Regions from separate parts of the Mus musculus genome. Here region 2 is linked to region 1. A link is a loop called in an ENCODE intact Hi-C map of the cell type or tissue named here. Cell type or tissue: left cerebral cortex. All regions are shown on one strand.

Evidence for each region. A loop is a pair of places that touch in the nucleus more often than their neighbours do. Peaks named below come from ENCODE experiments on the same cell type or tissue, not always from the same donor. Only the 100,000 strongest peaks of a DNase experiment are listed, where the experiment ranks them.
Region 2: a loop joins it to region 1, with 2.3 times the contacts of the local background. A loop is called at or near these places in 4 of 42 quality-filtered maps.

Annotation. Positions count from the first base shown.
Region 1 is chr5:31,467,211-31,475,210 of GRCm38, forward strand. It overlaps Zfp512 (zinc finger protein 512), which reads left to right. Exons shown (of 14, transcript NM_172993.3): 6 at 112-236; 7 at 944-1,030; 8 at 3,148-3,246; 9 at 3,787-3,954; 10 at 5,560-5,751; 11 at 6,243-6,344. Among named protein-coding and RNA genes, the nearest start is that of 4930548H24Rik, 15 kb to the right of the region's middle. In left cerebral cortex, a CTCF peak has its summit at 3,339 (motif pointing left); DNase peaks (open chromatin) are centred at 2,764 and 3,343.
Region 2 is chr5:31,269,152-31,277,151 of GRCm38, forward strand. Ift172 (intraflagellar transport 172) reads right to left here. Exons shown (of 48, transcript NM_026298.5): 15 at 7,718-7,830; 16 at 6,701-6,868; 17 at 2,836-2,972; 18 at 2,489-2,596. Among named protein-coding and RNA genes, the nearest start is that of Ift172, 18 kb to the right of the region's middle. In left cerebral cortex, no CTCF peak of the experiment used is centred here; a DNase peak (open chromatin) is centred at 4,094.

The DNA.
Region 1 (8,000 bases):
AGTGTGTTCATCGTCATCAAACCACTTACAGTATTGCCCTCAATTGTGGACTTAAGCTGTCTGTTTCTGAAGAATGCTGCAGATTACAGTGTCCCATTCTTTCCACTGTAGGCAGTATGGAGGAAAAGTGGTACTTAGAGATCATGGATAAAGGCAGTGTGTCCTGTCCTACCTGCCAGGCAGTGGGGAGGAAGACCATAGAGGGTTTAAAGAAACACATGGAAAACTGCAAACAGGTTAGCTATTTTGTGGCATTTCATGACTGTTAGGATTTTTTTTCTAAACTATAGACTTCTGGTACTGTGTGCAGTCTATTATAGCTAACTTGGGGTAGCATTGAATGGTAGAGAAAACAGACTTTGCACGTACAGGCTTGGGTTTGCATGTTTATTTAATTGTACTACTAGTTGCATTTTTAATGTGTATACATGGAATGCAGAAAAAAGTGACAACTGCTTTAATGTGTTCATCGTTGTATATCATTGTGCGCAGACACCTGACCCAAAGAGCTAAAGGGAGGAGCTTGCTTTACATCAGGGTTTGGGAGGGTAGAAGCCCTTCAGTGGCCAGGGAACCAAACTGGCTTCATTGACTCATCTGCAGGTACCATGCACTTGGGTCAGAGCTTCTCACAGGGCAGTTGAATCAGTACTGGAACAGGAGGGAAGCGGGGTCATAACCTACAGAGGCCTGCTCCTAAGTGACCCTGTGCCACCAGCCAGACCTCTCCCCTTCCTAAATGTTCCACAACCTCCCAAAACAGTGACACCAGCCAGGGACCCAGTGTTCCACACACAAGCCTGTGGCAACATCAGGTTCAAGCCAGAGCACAATGAGGAAGTAGTGACGCGTGCTAGTGACTAGCTCAGCTTATGGTGTTTTGTGACTTTCTGTTTCTCCTTTGAACATTCAGGCACTGAGCACTGACCTTTTTTCCTTTCAGGAAATGTTTACCTGCCATCATTGTGGGAAACAACTTCATTCACTGGCCGGAATGAAGTATCACGTCATGGCCAATCATAATAGTCTGGTAAGAGTTTCCTGTGTTCTCTGTGAGCCTGTGTGATGATTATAGATCCACATACACATGCATGCATACATACAAACACACAAATACATATTTATTTAAAGGAAACGTTTTTTAATTAATTTTTAAAAATGCAAGGGATATGGGGAAAACTTTTCTTTATCCACTGGTAGTGGGACTGTGAATTGATGGAGCCACCATGTAAGTCAGTATGGAGATTCCCTCAAAGCCAAAAATAGAACAACCATTCCTGTGCACATAGCTAAAAGACTGTAAGCCACTGTATCAGATACTTGCACCCCAGGTTTATTGCTGTATAATTCATGATCACCAGAAATGATGTAAAAATCCCTCCCTTCTGTCCTTCCTCCCTCCCTCCCTCTCTTTCTTCCTCGGGTTTTGCCCAATAGTCCAGGCTGGCTTGAAACTCACAACTGCAGACTGGCCATGAGTTTGCAGCAATCCTTCTGCCTCAGCTTTCTTACACGCAGGAGCCTATGATCACTGTGTGTATTATTTTACTGCACCCCTGGCTGGCCCTCAAACTCCCTGTGGAGCTGAGGCTGACTTTGAACTCCTAATCCTACTGTGTCTACCTCTCAAGGACTGGGGTTACAGAAGTGTAGCACTGTACCTACCTAGCTGCATGCTCAGTTAACATGTGAGAATGTCAACCTTTTGATCATCAGGGAAAGGAATATTAAAACTGTGGCAAGAAGCAGAGAGTTAAAAGGTTTCACAGTGCACAGGCTTATACAGTTCCAGCTTTTAGAAAGCTGAGGCAGGAGGATAGCTAATACAAGGCCATTTGGCAGGGCTACATAGTGATTGTCTGAAATGATGAATTTTTTTTCTTTTTTCCTCAGAAGGGTAACAATGGGGACAATAGGCTGGGGCCCCTAAAGAGCTTGTGAGCAGTTATCCACAGAAGGAAATACACTCACAAGCAACAGTTCCACTTACAGACTGGAGACCCAGAAACAGCAGGATGAGGATGTGGGAACTGTAACAATGGCATCATGTCAGCTTAGTGAAAACAGCAAAGACATCTCTAGCAGATTAGAGGATGGTGCATGCAAAAGACAGAAAATGAGTGTGATTCAGATACATTGTATGAAATTCCCAAATAATCAATAGAAATATTAGGTTGGGAGAAAAGTAATAAATCTTTAAAAAAAGAAAGCAAAAGAAAGAAGTATCCTAGGCCTGGTTTGTCTGTGTCTACCATGCCACCTCCATCTTGGTATCCTTGTGTCAAGTGAGAGACTAGAAATGTCCAGAAGGCTTCGAGGGCTGAGGGGAGCTCTGTGGAACCTGGGGAAGATGGAGTATCTGGCAGAAGGCTGGCATATAGGAGACCTAAGGCCCAGCTGTAGCTATGACATCTGGGAAGTCCTCCTGGGTAGGAATTCTTGGGGGTGGGTAGAGAGAGCACCCCACCACTGGAGTCTTCTCTGCTGAGAAAAGCATCTCGGAGACTGTAGGCTGGACGGTGAGGACCTCCCATCCAGCCCCAGTGGCTGCATTCAGAGCACTTGTTGCTGGTGCTGTAGCATAGGACGTACAGACTGTCGCACACCCACACCTGGTGCTCCTTCACGCTGCTTGGAAGCCCAGATCAAACAAGCTGTAGCCAGGGCAGCAGGCCATCCGGAAATACTTTCCCAGTTCATGCTGCTGATCCTTGCTGTGGATCTTGGCATGAAGATGCAGGGAGAGGAGCTAGCAAATCACTAGCTTTTCCATCTCAGCTGGGGTTCTGTGTTTGGGTAGCTCTTACTTAGTACAGATAGTTCAGTGAAGCTGGCTCTGGCTCTGTCACGTCATAGGAAACTATGTAAGACTGTTCACTGCTGGAATAGCACAGGATGGAATTTTTGAGCTGGGTTTTCATAGGTACTTGTGTGTTTAAGTTCTCCTCTACTGGGGGTGGGGGTGGGGGGGTAAGAGGTCAGAACTCAGGTATCCATTGCATTTACTTCATGCCATCCAGAAAATGGAGCCAGAACTCAGACTCAACAGCGTCAGTATGGCTCATAGTTAATTTCTTGATTGCTCTGGAGGGGGCTGTTTTGTTTTCTGTTCCTTGGATCACGTTTACTTGCTTCTTTTGACTCCAGCCAATTTTGAAGGCAGGAGATGAAGTAGATGAGCCAAGTGAGAGGGAGAGGCTGCGAACAGTTTTAAAGAGAATGGGAAAGCTCCGGTGCATGCGTGAGGTAAGAGCCGAGGCGGCAGACTGTCCTGGAGTCTCAGGTCTGTCTTCCTGTTGTTCTTTCCCCTTGCTCACCCCTTTCAGGTTTCTTGCTCCTCTGCCCCCTGGTGGCATAGGGTGGAACCTACTTTTCCAGATGTCTTGCAGTTCTTTATTTTTTTCTCCTCTCCACAAGTATATTCCCCATCGTCCTCTTTGCTCGAAGGGGCTTCTTTACCATCCTTTAGTGTGAGGAAGATGATTGTCAGGAGCTCATTCTGTGAGGAGATCAATGTTGCTGGCTAGATAATATCAGGGTGGGATTGGGTCACAGTTCAAGTTCTGACCTGGAGTAGGTGTGTGGTACACTTGCTCAGTGATCACTGAGCTGATTGCCATCTGGCTCATAGGCACACTTGCCAAGGGGAAGGGGCTTGTGGGAAATGTTGGTGAGCGTCTTGTCTCGCTGTCTTTTTGTGGTTTGTGGTGCTTGGTGATTTCTGACAAATTTAGGGATCATGTGAAACATATACCGTTCTAACATAGGCTTCTTTCCTATGTTCAGAGTTGCTCCAGTACCTTCACCAGCATTATGGGATATCTGTACCATGTTAGAAAGTGTGGCAAAGAGGCTTCAGAGCTCGAGAAGTTGGCCCTGAAATGTCACCACTGTGGGAAACCGTACAGGTCAAAGGCTGGGCTTGCATACCACATGAGGTCAGAGCATGGGCCTGTGAGTATTGCTTCTTCTGTAGCTATTGAGGATGTGTGCTGTGCCTGTCACTCCTACCTGTGTCTTCTGTGTATCCCCAACACAGCTCACAAGGAAGTGTTTAATTGGGCTCATGGGTTCAGCAGGTTGAGTTCATCATGGCAGGGCATCTGAGAGCTCACGTCTTGATCTACAAGTAGAAGGTAGGGGTAGAGGGGAGTGCTAACTGGGAATGGTAAGAGTCTTTTGAAACCTCAAAGCCTGTTCTCCAGTGGCACACCTCCTCTAACAAGCCACACCTCCTAATCCTTGCCAAACAGTTCCATCAACTGGGCACCAAGTATTCAAACATCAGAGCTCATGAGGGCCATTCTAATTCAAACCACCACAGCATGTATGTGTGTTTTTCTGTGTATAAACACACATGTATTTTCAGGTGCACATACGAAAGTCTGAAGCTGACCTTGGGTGTCTTCTTGATCACTCCACTCATGTATAGAGGAAGGGTCTCACCAGTTCTTGATAGTCTAGCTAGCCAGCTTGCCTTTGTGTCTGCCTCCTACGTGCTGGGGTTACTGGTGGCCTGCTATGCCTACCCAGCTTTTATGTGGGTGCTAGAGATACAAACTCCAGTCCTTCTGTTTATGTGATAGCTTCTTTATCCGTTGACCATCTGCACAATCCCTAATTAGTCCTTTATTTTGTGTGAATAAGAATTTTCCCTGTGTGTGTGTGTGCATCACATTGAGTGCCTAATGCTCACAGAAATCAGAAGAAGGTGTCATGTCCCATTGTACTGGAGTTACAGAGCTGTGAGCCACCATGAGGGTGTTGGGAATCAAATCTAGGTTCTCTGCAAAAGCAACAAATGCTTTTAATTCGGAGCTATCTCCAACCCCCATTATATTTATTTAAAACTAAAACATTCTCTCTTATTTAGAATTTTTTTGTGGGAATCTGTCTCTATTCTTCATTTTCTTGTGTGTGTCTTAACTGTTTTTATATTATATTTCCAAGCTTGTGTATTCATGTGTTCCTGAACATGTAAACATTTGTGTATGAATGTACAGGTGTGTGTGTATGTGTGTGTATGTATGTATATACATGCATTTGAAGGACAGAGGACAACTTCAGGTGTCATTCCTCAGTAGCTCCCCACCCTTTTCATTGAGACAGGGTCTTTTTGGCCTCAGGCTTGCCTTTCTGCTAGGCTCTCTAGCCAGCCAGAAAGCCTCCGAGATCTACTGTCTCAGCCACTCTGGTGATGTGATTACAAAGATGCCCCATCACACCTGTCTTTTTAATGTGGGTTTGGGGGAATCAAGCTTAGCAGCCTGCCGGCTTACCCTCATATGTGGTGGTGTGTGTGTTTGTGTGTGTGCAAACATGTATGTTAAGGGTAGCATACATACCTGTGAGCATGCATGCTGAAGTCAGGTCTGCATTGAGTGTCTAGAGCTTGACTTTGTTAGCTAGACTGGCTGGCCAGGGAACTCTGAGGATCTCGATCTCTACTCCCCTGTGCTAGCATCACAGGTTTCATCCTGCAAAGAAGGGCTTCCTGTTTAATCACTGGCTGTGACTGAAGCCACTTGTCAGCCATGTTTTCATGTCTCCCACTTGCAGGTCTTCTTCCCAGAGTCAGAACAGCCAGACTGTTTAAAGGAGATGAGTTTGGAGGCAAAGGGTGGAGGCCGAGTTCAGCGGCGTTCTGCCAAGATAGCTGTGTACCATCTGCAGGAGCTGGCCTCCGCTGAACTAACCAAGGAATGGCCGAAGAGGAAGGTCCTCCAGGACCTGGTACCTGATGACCGGAAGGTAAGGTCATGTGTCATTGGTAATCATTGTGTAGAATGCTTCCCAGTATGGATTTGTGTGGCACCCATAGCTGGCAGCTCATGGCAGCCTGTAACTCCAGCTCTCCAGCTCCATGGCGATCTTAAGCCTTTCTCTGGTCTCTGCAGGTACCTGTGCTGTGCTCACACTCGCAAACCCACACACAGGCACACACATGTACATGATGAAAAATACAAAACATCACTTTCCCTCTCCCCTCCCCCCCACACATACACACATACACACACACCGAGACGGGTGTAATCCTGACTGTTCTGGAACTCACTCTGTAGACCAGGCTGGCCTTGAACTCACAGAGATCTGCCTGCCTCTGCTTCCCGAGTACTGGGATAAAAGGTGAGTGCCACCACACTCTCCTGCTCCCACTCTTTCAAAATAGGTATGAAGCTTTGAGCATATTCTGTTCTGATTGGGAGTTGCATTCTTGCAATCCAATGTTTCTTGTATTCTAGTTAAAATATACTCGCCCTGGGTTACCTACCTTTAGCCAGGAAGTCCTGCACAAGTGGAAGACGGATATCAAGAAGTACCATCGTATCCAGTGTCCTAACCAGGTGATTCTCCCCCTGTCCTATCAGTAAAGGCCTCTAAGCATCTGCTGTAGTCCTTACTGATTGCTTCACTGTGGAGGACTCGTGCAGCAGTTAGCTTGTTCAGAACTGGGTACCTCCATACACCTGTCAACAGTCATCAGGACAGCTCCACTGCCGTATGCAGCATCATTTGACATCATTCATGGGATCAGTGAACTAGTCCTTGGATGGGACTGCAATGTCTTTTGCTGCTGCATTCAGCATGGCCTGCCGTGTGATCTCTATCTTTCTTCAGGATAGCTGGATAGCCAGTATGGGATGTATGTGACTAACTTTAGACACAAAACTAAAAGACTCAGTTCTTTTAAGGTCTCATTGCCACAATTTCTACAGCATCCTTCCATAGCATCCTCTTAGTCAAAAACATCATAGATATATTAGTTATATTATTATATATTATTATATTTCTGTGATTGTGACATCATGACTAGAAGCAACTTACAGAAGAAAGAGTTTGGTTGGGCTCACAGTTCCATCATGGTGGGTGTCTTAGGGTTTCATTGCTGTGAAGAGACACCATGACCAAGGCAACTCTTTTAAAGGCTAACATTTAATTGGGACTGGCTTATGGATTCAGAGGTTCAGTCCATTAGTATCATGGTGGAAAGCATGTCAGCATCCAGGCAGACATGCTGCTGGAGAAGGAGCTGAGAGTTCTCCATCTTGATCTATCTGCAACCAATGAGAACTGATTCTTCTACACTGGGCCCACCCGCACAGTGACACACTTCTTCCAACAAGGCCAAACCTCCTAAGAGTGCCACTCTCTGGTCCAAGCATATCCAGACCATCACGGTGGGAAGGATAGCAGCAGTGGTGAGCATGATGCACTTTCTCCAGTAAGGATCCACTTCCCAGAGGGACCAAGTGTTCACACAGGAACTCTGGAGGTTTGAATGAGAATGAACCTATAAGCTCATGGATTAGAATGCCTAGTTCCTAGTTGGTAGAAGTGTTGGGGAGGATCTAGGCGGGGTGGCCACCCTGGAGGAGGTGTATCTCTGGCAGGCTTGGAGGTTTCAAAAGCCCATGCCATTCCCAGTTAGCTCTGGTTCTGCTTCCAACTTGTGGATAGTGTCAGCTTTAGCTACTGCTCCAGCACCATGCCTGTCTGCCTGCTGCCATCCTTCCTACCATGATGGTCATGAACTCACCCTCTGAGCCTATAAGCAATCTCCCAACCAAATGCTTTCTGCTGAAAGATGCCTCAGTCAATGGTGCCTTAGTCAACAGAGTAAGACAGAAATCTATGGGGCGTATTTCTTACTTAGACCATCACAGGAGGGCTCACCCAGACTCACTGAGAGTGTGAGTGGACTCCACTTCTCCATGACAGAGTGGCAGGAATTTCACCTTTAGCTTCAAAATTGGCACCCAAGCTGATAGTGTAGTTCTTTTTAGAAGAAATAAATACAAAAGTTGGTATATTTATACCAAATTAAACGGAGTTAAAATATAACTCTGATGGGCTGGAGAGATGGCTCAGTGGTTAAGAGCACTGACTGTTCTTCCAGAGGTCCTGAGTTCAATTCCCAGCAACCATTTGTATTGGGGCCCAATGCCCTCTTCTGGTTTGTCTGAAGACAGCTACAGTGTACTTATGTTAAATAAATAAGT
Region 2 (8,000 bases), 200 kb before region 1:
GCTGGCCATGGCAAGCAGTCTAGATTTTATATTGAATATAACACTAAGCTATTGGAAAATTCTGGGCAAAAAATCATTAAGTTTTGTTGTTGTTGTTTTATAAACAGGGTCTCATGGAGCCCAGGCTGGTCTTTAACTCATTATATAGTCAAAGGATAACTTTGAACTTCTGATCCTCCTGCCTCCACCTCCCAAGTGCTGAAATTATAGGCATGTGCTACAATGACTGGTACAGGTGGGACTGGAAATCAAATCCAGGGCTTCAGGCATGCTAGGCAAGTACTCTACTGGCTGAGCGACATCTCTAGCCTTCTAACTGATGATCTTAAGAAAGTTTATGCCAGGTGTTGGTGGCACACATCACCCAGTACTGCATAAACAGGGTGTGGTGGTGCAAGCCTGTAATCTTAGCTCTAAGAGGTAGAGGCAGGAGGATCAGAATTCTACGGTCATTCATGGCTACATATGGAATTTAGGCCAGCCTGGGCTATAAAAACAAAAGCAGGGCTGGAACAATGGCTTGGCAGTTAAGAGCACTTGTTGCTCTTGTATAGGACTAGGGTTTGGTTCCCAGGACCCATAAGGAGGTTCACGACCATCTGTAAATCCAGTTTCAGGAGACCTGATGCCGCCTCCATGTGTACCAGGCACATGATATGTATATGCAAGCAAACCAGACATACACATAAAAATAAATACACCTTAAAAAGTAAAAAGTGAACAGATAAGATGGGGCCCTTAGGACTTGCTGATGGTCTGTGTGGTTGCGGGGGGTGGGGGTGGGGCAGGGAGAGGATGGGAAAGCTGGAGGTCACTTTCTAGAAGCAGCTGATATGTGCTGAGCACTTATATCCCCATAAGCCTTTTGGACTAACTCTCTTAGTGTTCTTCATCACCATCACCACTGCCACACTGCCTTATGCTACATGCTACATGCTACATGCTACATGGTAATGACATCATCACTGCTGGGAAGTGGAGCCAAGGACTGAAGGACTCTGGAGTCATAAACCTGTCTATTACCTGTGTACCACAACCAGGACAGACATGGAAGGCATGATAGGAATTCTTGGGCAGGCTGGAGAGATGGCTTAGTAGTTAGGAGGGTTAGGAGGGTATACTGCTCTTACAATGACCTGAGTTCAATTCTCAATACCTACATCAGGAGGCTCACAACTGCCCTTAACTCTAGCTCTAGGAGAACCTATACCTCAGACCTTTGCGGGAACCAGCACTCGTGTGGAAAGACCTACACACAGGCCCTCACACACTCTGGGGTGCTTTGGATGAGAATGCCTCCCACAGGTTCAGAGGCTTGAAGGCTTGGTCCCCAGTTGGTGGAACTGTTTGGGAAGGATTAGGAGGTGTTGTCACTGGGGGTGAAGCTTTGAAGTTTCAAAAGCTTTTAGCCAACTCCAGTGCTCCCTGCTTGCTGGTTCCAAGATATGAGCTCTCAGCTGTCTAGGCCACCACGATTTCACTCTACAATCATGGAGTCTAACCCCCTGGAACTATAAGCATATTTTATGCTAGCTTTTATATGCTGCCTTGGTCATGGTGTTGTATCATAGCAATACAAAAGTGACTAATGCAGACCCAATTAAGAGTAACTAGCCGGGCTGGAGAGACGGCTCAGCGGTTAAGAGCACTGACTGCTCTTCTGAAGGTTCTGAGTTCAAATCCCAGCAACCACATGGTGGCTTACAACCATCCTTAATGACATCTGACTCCCTCTCCCGGTGTGTCTGAAGACAGCTACAGTGTACTTACATATAAAATAAACAATAAATAAATCTTTAAAAAAAAAAAAAAAAAAAAAAAAGAGTAAGTAGCCAGGTGGTAGTGGCAGCACAGGGCTTTAGTCTCAGTACTTGGGATTGTTTGTTTGTTTGTTTGGGAGACAAGGTTTCTCTGTGTAGCCCTGGTTGTCCTGGAACTCGTTCTGTAGACCAGGTTGGCCTTGAGCTCAGAGATTCTTCAGCCTCTGCCTCCTGAGTGCTGAGATTAAAGGTGTGCATCACTACTGCCTAGCTAACAACCAACCTCTTAAAGGGGAACCTTGCAAAGAAAAGGAAGAAAAAATATTAAGGCATATTCAAAGCTAGACGGATGGCTCTGCAGATAAGAATGTGTGGAGCTCTTGTAGAGGACTGGTTCCCAGGACCTCATCAAGGCAGCTCACAACCTCCCGAGCCTCCAGCTCCAGGGGATTCAACACTCTCTTCTGACCTTGGTGGGCACCTGCACTCCTGTGCACAGACCAACACCCTGACATTCTTATATACAAAATTTAAAACTATTTTTTAAAAGATACATTCTTCAAATCTAGGGTGGGCAGGTGTGTGTAAGCACACCAGGGAGGGCTCATAGCATTGCGGTGGGGCTGGGGTGGGGTGGGGCGGTGCCTGCACACGGGGCAGGAACAGCCCACAGATGAGCACTCAGAAGCCTCCTAGCTATCAGCATCTCAGATGCACACCGCTCTTACCTCTCAGCAGTGTGAAGCTGCCTTGCCTCCAGGGCCAGTTTGCTCAAGGTTTTCCACATTGCCTCTGTTTCGGGAGTCATCTCCAGGGTCTCCAAGAAGGCTGTAGCCCTGGAGAAGAAGGCAAGCAAAGTGCATGGGTGAAGCTGGATCTGACAGAGAGGAGCCCGGGGCACACTGGTGCTGGGTAGGAAAAGGGGAGGAACAAAGGCCACAGGTATTTGCCCTTCTTGTCTAGGGTCTTCCTAGAATCACATGACCCCGTGAGCCATGGCAGTTTAAGGGGTCACTGCAGGTGTCCCCTAGACCCACACTCGCTCACCACCATTTGGCTGTCAGCAGCCTCTCACCGGGTGTAGTTGCCATCATCGATGGCTGTTCCAAACTCAATCAGGCCCTCGTCCAGGGTGTAGGCCACAGTAGTCACGCCTTCTGTCACCATGACCTCTGTCTTCCCACCACCTCGCTCCAGACCGACAACATCACCCTGAAACAGGCCACCCCACCGCCCAATTCCTGATTAGCACTTCCATGCCCCCAGCTACTGAGCAGGCCTGCTCTCACCTAGCCTGGGGTTCATACCGAGGGAATGACAGTGGTGGTGTGTCCTATCACTGTATGTCTCCCAGGCTGATAAAAATGCCTGAGTATCCTTGGGCTAAAGTTAACGGATGTCAGCTCTAGTGCCTGGAGGGTACTAACAGAGTGGCATCCAGCTCTTCAGCAGTACTACATGACTAAGACGTGTGTGTGTGTGTGTGTGTGTGTGTGTGTGTGTGTGTATGTGTACACTTGTGTGACTGTGGACTGCATATGTACACAGGTGACTGTGCATGTCCACATGAGAAGGCCAGAAGACAAGCTTGAGTGTCATTCCTCGGGGGCTCTAAAATCATATCAGAAGATGCAGTGAGAGTAACAGGAGTGTGAACATGCCTGTGCGCCACCCCCCCCCCCCACTACAACCAGTATGAAAGGATACATTTTAACTATAAGCAATTTTAGAGTTTTAAGAATTTTAGGTATTAAAAATAGCAGTTATGGGGTTTGGAGAGATGGCTCAGTTAAAAGCACTTGACTGCTTTTCCAGAGGTCCTGAGTTCAATTCCCAGCAAGCACATGTTAGCTCACAATCATCTGTAATGGGATCTAATTCTTCTGGTGTGCATGAAGACAGAGCACCTATTGTATACATAAAATAAATATCTAAATTTAAATAATAAATCTTTTTTTTAAAAGAATAAGCAATGTGTTGCTGTAAGATTACATATTAGGTGTTCAAAGATATGGAGATGACATGGGAAATTAAGTAAGGAAACACTGTGGAGTGGCTGGGCATATTGGGAAAAGAATCAAACGAAATTTTATAAAGTGAAACCTGTGGTGTTGAGCATGGACAAGTTCCCAGCCCGGCTTTAGCTCCTGGAGTAAAACCTCAGTGGCGGCTGGAGTAGCACACGAGTGTAAAGGCTCAACTGACTGAAGGATGGAGCTAAAGATATCACCCAGAATGTTCACAGGCAAGAAGAAAGAAACACAAAAGAGGTTGAAAAGGCAAACGAGACAGAAGGAGAAGTGCACCATACGCCTGGTTAGAATGCTGGGAGAGGATGGCTGACAAGTTCCCAAGACTGTGGAGGCTATTTGTGTTCACAGTTACAGGAAACACAGCATATGGCGAGTGGAATAACATTTAAATGTATATATAAAGGCAAGAGGTACATCTCAGCACTAGACATTTTACTTCCAATGCATAGGAGCAGTTGCTAGCCATCCACTAGATAGACCCCCAAACCTCTAATCTGACGAAGTGGCCTGTGCCTACAGTCCCCGACACTCAGGCGGCCAGGGCAGGGATTGCCTGAGCCCAGGAATTTGAGGCCACTCTGTCCTATATAGCAAGAAGCCATCACAAGGAAAAAATACTATGTAGAAAAGATATAGTATAGTGTCAAAACACCCAAGAAAAGTAGTTTTTTGTTTTTTGTTTTTTTTTTTTTTTTTTGGTTTTTCGAGACAGGGTTTCTCTGTGCAGCCCTGGCTGTCCTGGAACTCACTCTGTAGTCCAGGCTGGCCTCGAACTCAGAAATCCGCCTGCCTCTGCCTCCCAAGTGCTGGGATTAAAGGCATGCGCCACCACGCCCGGCGAAAAGTAGCTTTAAAAGCAACCAAAGAGGGCTTGGGAAGAGGGCTCAGAGTGTGCACCATTCTGGCAGAGGACCTGAGTTTGGTTCCTTGAACCTAAGACGGGCAGCTCAGGGCTGCCTGTAATTCTAGTTTAGGAGATCTGATGCTTTCCTCTGGTCTCAGCAGGTACCTGCCCTCATTTGTGTGCATGTATATGCACACACACACAAACACACACACACACACAATTAGAAATTAAAAAAAAAAAGATCTTCAAAGCAAGCAAAGAGAAAAGAGCTGCTAATAAGTCTCTCAGAACAAGCCCATGAATTATAGGGATGACATGTTACAAAACACTAGGAAAAGTTAGCTGTTGGTCTAAACTTAGGTCCTGAGTCTAAAACTGTTTTTAGAACAAAAGCATGTTCAGAGCATCAAAAACTGAGAGGTTTTCATTTTCTGCTAATGAGACTCTCACCTAAGGGATTTCTAATTGATTTCTCAAGAAGAAAAGTCATTTCCGAGGGAAGACGACAGCGTAGGAAGAAAAGGTAGGAAGCAAACATGCTGGTGACAAATCCAAGTTCCGTCCATAAAAAATAACAATGTCGCAAGCCATGTCTGGTGGCCCAGGCTTGTGATACCAGCACTTAGGGAGGGAGAGCGAGGCAGGAGGTTAGCCTGAGCTACATAACAAGTCCCAGTTCTAGGTCATTGGGTGGAGGCGGGGAGAAAGAGCAAGAAAACGAACATGAATGATGCTTATTTTGGGAATTAAAACAAAAGTGTATGAGCCAGGCATGGTGGCTGTAACTCCAGCATGGAGGCACGTAGCAAAGGCAGGAATGTAGACAGTTCAAGACTAGGAAGGGCTTGCAGCCAGACTATAGACTGAAAGACTCAATGTTGAAGCTGGAGAGAGCGCTCACTGGTTAGCTCTTACAAAGGACTTGGGTTTGGTTGCCAGCCCTCACACGGCAGCTCATAACTATCTGTAACTCTAGTTCCAGGGGACCCAACCTTTTACTGGTTTCCACAGATACCAGGCATGCATGTGGTACACAGACATACATGCAGGTAAAACACTAACATACACATAAGATAAATAAATCTTTTTCTTAAAAAAAAAAAAACTAAACTAAAGGCTTACTTCTAGAACCCCACTGCATGTAATTTAAAAGCAGAGTGGTAAATGCTAGCTTGCACATTATGCCTAGAGCCGTGGGTTTGGTCCCAGCACAGCAGCAGCAGCAGCAGCAGCAGCAGCAGCAACGATTAGAACTAAAAGCTAGAAGAGATGGCTCATGGGGTAAAGGCACTTAATGGCCTGTACTCAATGCCAGTACCCACATGGTGGAAGGAGAGAGTCAACTCCCATAAGTTGTCTTCTGACCTCCACATGCATGCTGTGGTATCTGTGAATGTGTGTGTGTGTACACATACACACAAGTAAATAAATGTAATTAAAAAATTTTAAAGTTAGAATTAAAATACCGGACAATAAATGAAAAAGGGAGGTAGTCAAAATTAAAGAGTTCCAAGGCCTATTATTGTAGGGGAGAGAAGGTTACAGGTTGGCTAACTTGAGCCTTTAAAGTACTTGTTAAACTTTCAAGGATATCGCTAACAGGATGATGATGATGAGGAGGAGGAGGAGGATATGTGTGTGTGACAGTGTGATGTTGGGATGGGACAGTGGAGTGTTTTATGTGTAATTTGAGGAAGGAAGAATTTGAATGGCCTATAACAGTGAACAGGTACAAGGGTGAATATATGGTACCATCCCCTCCCACCGGGATCTAATCTCATTTAGATTAGAGAGAACTGCACATGGCGACTTCATACAGTCTCAGGGTCACTGCAATGTGGGCTTCCCTCTAGGAATCTAATACAAGGTCAGGAAACTTAAGCAAGGACTACTGTGGAGGCTGGGCCACCAGTGGGGAGGGGATACAGGCTGTGCTTGCAGTTTTCTCATAGAGATTAGGGGTGGTACACAGAGAAAACAAAGCAGCCTGCATGGTCTTCTCCTCAGGGTTCTAATTAATTAGACTGACACATGTCTGGGGTCTCCTGGTATCAACATACCCTGATAGAGGACATGGTGACTCTCTCAGGGGCCTCAATATTGTACCATACACATAAGCTGTTTCGGTTCTGAGCTACCAGCACATCACTCCCCGGAACCCACTGCACGTAGGAGCAGAAGTTGAGGATCATTGTCTTAGAGCAGCTTTCAATATCATATAGATGCAGCTGGAAGAGGAGAGAGACAGCACAGTTAAAAGGGGTGTGATGACATCATCTGATTTTGCCCATTCCCCCAGTGGCAAAATGAGTTTCCAGCCCTTGGGGTTTACTCTAGATTGGTATATCCTAACTTTGGTCAAGGATGAGAAGACCAAATGAGCTAAGACCCACTAGTTAAGGCATTGGTAGGTGAAGGTCAGACTTTCATTCTTAGAGTAAGCCTGGACCAGACTAAAGAGGCTGCCAAACAAAACTAAATGAGTGGCCAATTCACAGTGGTTCATTCACTGCAATGGACAATTGAGGGAACTAAAAAGGGGCCTAGGGGAAGGGGGTGGGAAGGACAGCCCACGTCCCGCCAGAGTTCCACCTATGCTCTGTCTGTGCATAGCCTAATGCCCCACAGACAATCACTAGAAAGGCTAACCTCTTTAGTGATGCCATACTGAGAAAAGACTATGTAAGGGTTACTCAAGGGATTACTCAAGCCAGCCTCCATGCTTTGAGCTAAGTGTGGCTGAACTGCACTGGTGGAGAGGGGCTGGGCAAAGGTCAGCCAGACCTGAGGAAGGGGGACATAGCTTCATGAGGACACAGACTTGTGAACAGTAAGAGAGAAGCCAATTCTCAAACGCCCTTCCTGACTCTGTTCCCATCATAAAACGATCTCCTTACTCTTGTCCAGTGCACAGGACAGGTGGTGATAGAATACAGACTGTCCTTTGTTCCTCTGCTATGCTAATGGTACAGAGAACCAAGAACCTAGTTCTGCATTGCCCACCACAGTCCTTGGTAACAGCTTATTTCACACCCTCTGGACCATCCTATGCCTAAAGACCGAGTAACCCTTCTCACCCGAAGTTTCCGGTCTCTAAAGAGAAGCTTGTGTCCAGTCTCGTTAAGTTCTAGCCAATCCACCCGGCTTTCGTGACTGATAGTACCAATGTTGTAGCCACCAATCAGATCCACTGCGAAGAAGACAGGGTAAGAAGGTGACTCCAGCCATGTGGAAGGCTACAGTTGGTCTGTACAACTCTGGTCTTAAAACAGGCTGGACTTTAAGAACATTTCATCAGTCCAGGGGTATCAGTGAGGACTTCAAAAAACCAATACAGAACAATTTTTCTAGAATGCTTCA